2 separate regions of the Mus musculus genome follow, and region 1 is linked to region 2. Evidence: chromatin loops called from intact Hi-C (ENCODE). Cell type or tissue: left cerebral cortex. All regions are shown on one strand.

The links. Peaks named below come from ENCODE experiments on the same cell type or tissue, not always from the same donor. Only the 100,000 strongest peaks of a DNase experiment are listed, where the experiment ranks them.
Region 1: a loop joins it to region 2, with 2.6 times the contacts of the local background. A loop is called at or near these places in 15 of 42 quality-filtered maps.

The regions. Positions count from the first base shown.
Region 1 is chr9:42,262,393-42,264,892 of GRCm38, forward strand. Sc5d (sterol-C5-desaturase) reads right to left here and starts at 1,908. Exons shown (of 6, transcript NM_172769.2): 1 at 1,814-1,908. In left cerebral cortex, no CTCF peak of the experiment used is centred here; DNase peaks (open chromatin) are centred at 1,160, 1,438 and 1,919; H3K4me3 peaks cover 1,811 bases; H3K27ac peaks cover 1,296 bases.
Region 2 is chr9:41,998,477-42,000,976 of GRCm38, forward strand. It overlaps Sorl1 (sortilin-related receptor, LDLR class A repeats-containing), which reads right to left. Exons shown (of 48, transcript NM_011436.4): 31 at 1,768-1,923. Among named protein-coding and RNA genes, the nearest start is that of Gm16214, 23 kb to the right of the region's middle. In left cerebral cortex, a CTCF peak has its summit at 1,433 (motif pointing right); a DNase peak (open chromatin) is centred at 1,430.

The DNA of each region.
Region 1 (2,500 bases), 260 kb after region 2:
CCATAGTCAGCTTGAGTGCTACTGAGCACAGCTTCATATATTTGTACCACATGACACGACACTTTTCCCGTGAAGGCTCTGCGTCTCCATCCTTTGGTCGCTTTCCCCTGGGATTTTTCAGTTTCTTCATTAAAAACCTTTCCTACCCCTGCCCTTCTCCCTGAAGCTCATTACTCAGGCCACACTCCCTCTACAGCTTCCCAAACAGCCGAAACCAGAGGTTTGCAGCATCGGCCACAGCTGGGAGGTGTTTGCTAAGGAACTTAGCCTGTTGCTTATGGAATGAGCCACACATGTTTTCTCTCATCCTGAAAAACTTAAATTACATTAAATGTCAGGTGCTCATTTCCCCATCATATATGCCACTCACAATTCAAAAAAAGCAATTCAACCAGCATCAAGTGCTAGACAGTGAGAAACACCCACATGGCCATACCAAATTGTATGTAAATTGTAAAGGTGCAACCCCTTAAAGTCAAAGACAGCTCATGGACTCTAAGATAATTAGGCATTATTGCTTGAAATGTAAGTTTACGTTAAATAGTATACTGCTTTGGCAGAAAAAAAACCCACAATTTTTGACTTTAAAACATGGTTATCAATTAAATGGGCCTGGGGTATAATTCAGGGATATTCCTTTGGTGTAGTATGTCCAAAGCCTTGGTTCCTATCCCAGCATCAGATAAATAAGTAAACATATATAAATCCACTATTATACTTAAATGACTTAAAACTATTATATTTTTCTTAACTGAAAAAAGTACAGGAACAATAACTAGCCATTTATATATTTAAAAAATACTACATATTATTTTAAGCACTCCACCCCTCCCCCCTTTGGCTATGTGGCCTGGAACTTGCATTCTCCTGCTTCAGTCTCCAAAGCTCTTGGATGCTCTGCAGTACCTCTCATCCGGCCTTTACACATCTGGAGGAGTGATGGAGAGATTCTCCCATCTAATTCTCACAAGTCTATAACGTGTGTCCGCGTATAATCTTAATAAACAGGACAGTGAAGGCGCAATGCCTTAAACAGCTTTGTTCTGTAAGGAGCAGTCGATGTGTAAAGCCTACACAAAAAGTTCTACACAGCATTACTTCCCTAGAGTCACAAATACAGATGGGGAATTCTGAGTTCTCCACGTTCATTATATTACAGGATGAATGCAAAAGTCCGTAAGACAGTAAGGGTCAGAAGGTAAGCACTTTAACACAACTAATGAAAATGCAAACTCAACTAACACAAAATAGTCAAATAACTTCGCTGCCGCCGAGATATTGTTTCCACTTGTACCACCTCCCAATTTACTCGGCAATAAGAAGGGATGCCAGTATGAGTGACTTCTTAACGATGCTTAAAGTGTGCACGCTACAGCGTATGGTCTTCAGAAAGGCAGGGAGTGACGGCCCACCACCCTCCCTAGGCCTCAATCGGACGCTGGTTCGCAACCTGGTACCTTCTCCAGGAAGTGCCGGTGGCAAAGCAAATCACCAGCTTTTCCCACCTCACCCTGGATGTGGGGTTCACAGTAGGCAGGCAACCTCTAGCACTGGCAGGGACCCAGCTTTACCGGGCCAGGGTCCTTCCCCGCTCCCATATAACCTTATCCCCATCGCAGGCCCCGGGGACCAAGGTGTCCGCCAGGCCAGACCCCCACCCCCACCCCCACCCCCCCATGCCACCTGCGCTTTAGCAGGGACGGCCACACGGGTGCGGCGGATGCCGTACCGGCGCCGGGCACCCGGGGATCCTCGCGACCGCCCGCGGGTCCTCCCACTCGCGGCTGTCCAGCTGCCAGCGCACGGAACCTACCTGCCAGGCCCAGCAGCTCCGTCAGCCGCGGCTTTACAGCCAGCGGAGAGTACGAGCCAGAGCGCCCGAGACACCGCCCGCTCAGCAGAGCCCCGCCCATGTGCAGGCAGCCGGCCAATCAGCAGCCGGCGCAATAAGCTGATGTGACGGCGGATCGCGCGACCTGGACCGGCGCGGTCGCGGCGGTCACGTGGTCGCCGCGTAGGCGTCCCGCGCTCCCCACGCCTCCCCGCACCCCCGAACCAGGTCCAGCACTCTGCCGGGACTATCCAGGCGCTTCATGATGCTGCTACGGGGCGGACGAAGCTTGCTTTCCTTCCCACTTTCTTCCCGCCCAGAAAGTTGACTAGAATCGTGCAAAGGACCCGGGATGAATGCAAAATGACAGCCTGAAGTAGGATTAATGACGCTTCCTTTGATGTTAATGGTGGAGTCTTTTGTCCCATTTTTGTGACTCAAACGTTCATCAATCCGCAGTTATTTGTCACTTCCCTGCAAGTCCTCTTATGCAGCGTTAAAATATGTAAATCGAAAGTTATGTGTAGCAGAGTAAATTTAAAAAGCAATTATTAATAGCGATAAAAATAGAGAAAGAGGTTATGATCTGGCCCAACTGGTTTACATAGGTAAAGATAGGGGTGGGGGAGGTGAACTTAAAGATCAAATTGGCTAATTATGACTCGGGAA
Region 2 (2,500 bases):
CAACCGCAGAGGCCTTCCAATTCTAAAGCAAAGCAATTGACAAGCTAGTCTCCTAAATCCAGCTCAGATCAATCAAACCTGAAGACAGGGCAAAAACAGTTTCAAACGTGTCAGTCCCCAGATCTCTCTCCACGTATTCTCTCCCAGGAACTTTCTATATTAACCACGAGAGAGAAGAAGAGAAAGGAGAAACATGGAGACATAGTGGTGGTCAGCCTCACAAAGACAACCGTACAGGAGCATCAGGAGCAACGGGTAAGAAGCACAGGAACACGGCCTGAACAAAGCACGCCGAGATGCTCCTACGGCGTTCTCAGCCACCGCAGCATAGGAGCCACCCAACACGGTCTCTGCAGGCTGTGCTACAACACGCTCCGAGGCTAGCCTGGATACACAGTGAGAGCCTCACTCTAAAAAGTAACTAAGGAAGAGAGGTGATAGGAACAGAGCAATGGGAGAGGCAGAAGAGCAAAGAGAAGAGAAGGGGCGGTGGAGAGCAGAGGAGAGGGCTGGGGAGAGGTAGGGGGAGAAAAGAAGAATGAAGAGGAAGGAAAGAGGAAAGGCTGGGTGTTGGGAACTGCTCTCCTGGCCTGGGAGGATAGCTCAGTGGATAAAGTGCTTGCCTTGCAGTAATCCCAGGGTTCCTAGGATGAGATGAAGACAGAGAGTCCCCAGTCCCCAAGTGTCGGCTAGATTGGCATATGCATCTATACACAGCAATAGACCCTGGCTGTCCCAAACAAGATGGGATGCAAGGACCAAAGATGTGGTGGTCTTCTGACCTCCACACATGTGAACAGGTATGAGTACACACACACACACACACACACACACACACACACACACACACACACACATACACACACACACGCTGACATACACATAAGGGGGATTTTTAAAAAAATTGATCTTCTACAAGACCACAGGGAGAAGGGGCAAGGTGACAAGTTGAGAAATAATGTAGGTGGCTGTGACCAAGACACATGGTAAACATATATGGGAATATCATAATAAAACCCACTATCTTGTACAATGAATATACACTTACGATTTTTAAAAACCAAAATTTAAAAAACGAATTAGCAACCCACCAGTTAAAAATGACTGCCTAAGTTAAGATATTTGTTTAGCAGTCACAGCATCTTCCACCACTAGACCGTAAGGCCTCCTCTGATTTTCCAAGCAAGAAGCCACTGGTGACTTTTAAAAAGGGAAGTGCTGGGGTGTGCACAGAGGAAGAGGATCTCTGCAGACCTAAGATTGGGCTCTGAAAAGGACTGTGCAAAGCAGTCCAACCAAGTGTCAATTCTCCTTTCAAAAAGCAAGCTTGGGACTGCTTGCAGTTCAGGGAAAGACACGGCCCCCTCACCCCAGTTCTGCCTACAGGACAGGTGACTTCTCAAAGGTGGACCTCAAAGATCAGGTTGTACAGACCTTTCCGCTGTTTCTGTGATCAGCCACTAGATGGCAGTGGTCACCCTTCTTTTAGAGGGAATGCCAGCCAGCCAACAAGCATAAAAATGATTCTTTCCCCTAAGTTTTGTACACACACAAAACACTGCCTTATTACCCCATCTGTAATTCCCCACTGTAAGGGAAGCAGGGGTGGCAGGCAGGGGAGTGGGACTTTTCTGGCCAGAAACACACAGAGCAGTTTAAAAGCTGGGATGCTTCTCTTGGGTTGCCACACAGTCTTGGTACACAATACTCCCAGAGTCCCCTCCAGGAAAGAAAATGCCAACTGGGCACATCAAGGCCAGGACTCACCTAGAGAGGGGCAGGCCTCCTCATCAGAGCCATCTGCACAGTCCCTGTAGCCGTCGCACACCCAGGTGCCCATCACACAGGCCCCGCTGCTGCAGTGGAAGTAATTGGGCAGACACGTGGAGGGCCCGGGGGTCGGGGAGGGTAGAACATGTGAATCTGAGGAAGAACAAGCAAGGAGTGTTAGTAGAAGTGTTAGTAGAAGATTGATCACCAATTAAAAAACGTGTCCCAAGCCTATGTTGACATCCCTGTTGCACCAGCCCAAGGAGACCAGTGTCAGACACAGCCTTGAACATCAGCTCATGTAAATAGCATTTATATGGGGTATGGAAGGGGTTTCTGAAGAGATGGCAGCCTTTCCACACTGCTTAGGGGAGTTAATAAGCTACAACACTTGCAATAATGTAACAGTCGTATACATTTGCTCTTGCAAGGGCTCCTGACTGCTGCTAGAGGAAGCGGGTGGACAGGCAATAAGGAAGGCCCAGGTGGCTGGACCATTCTCACCCAGGCCTAGCATGGCTGTAGATAAAGCATCAATGGCCCAAGGTGAGAAAGCAAAGGGCAACAGCAGCACATGTTCTAACCCGGGGCCCCTGACTATATTGAAGTGCACTGGTATGGGGTCCTCTGACATTTCAAAGATAGTCCAGAGAAATGTGGGGGCGGGGGCTGCACAGCAAACGTTAGAATCAAGGCTCTGGGCTCCCTCAGTCAGCCCTTCAGAAGCAGG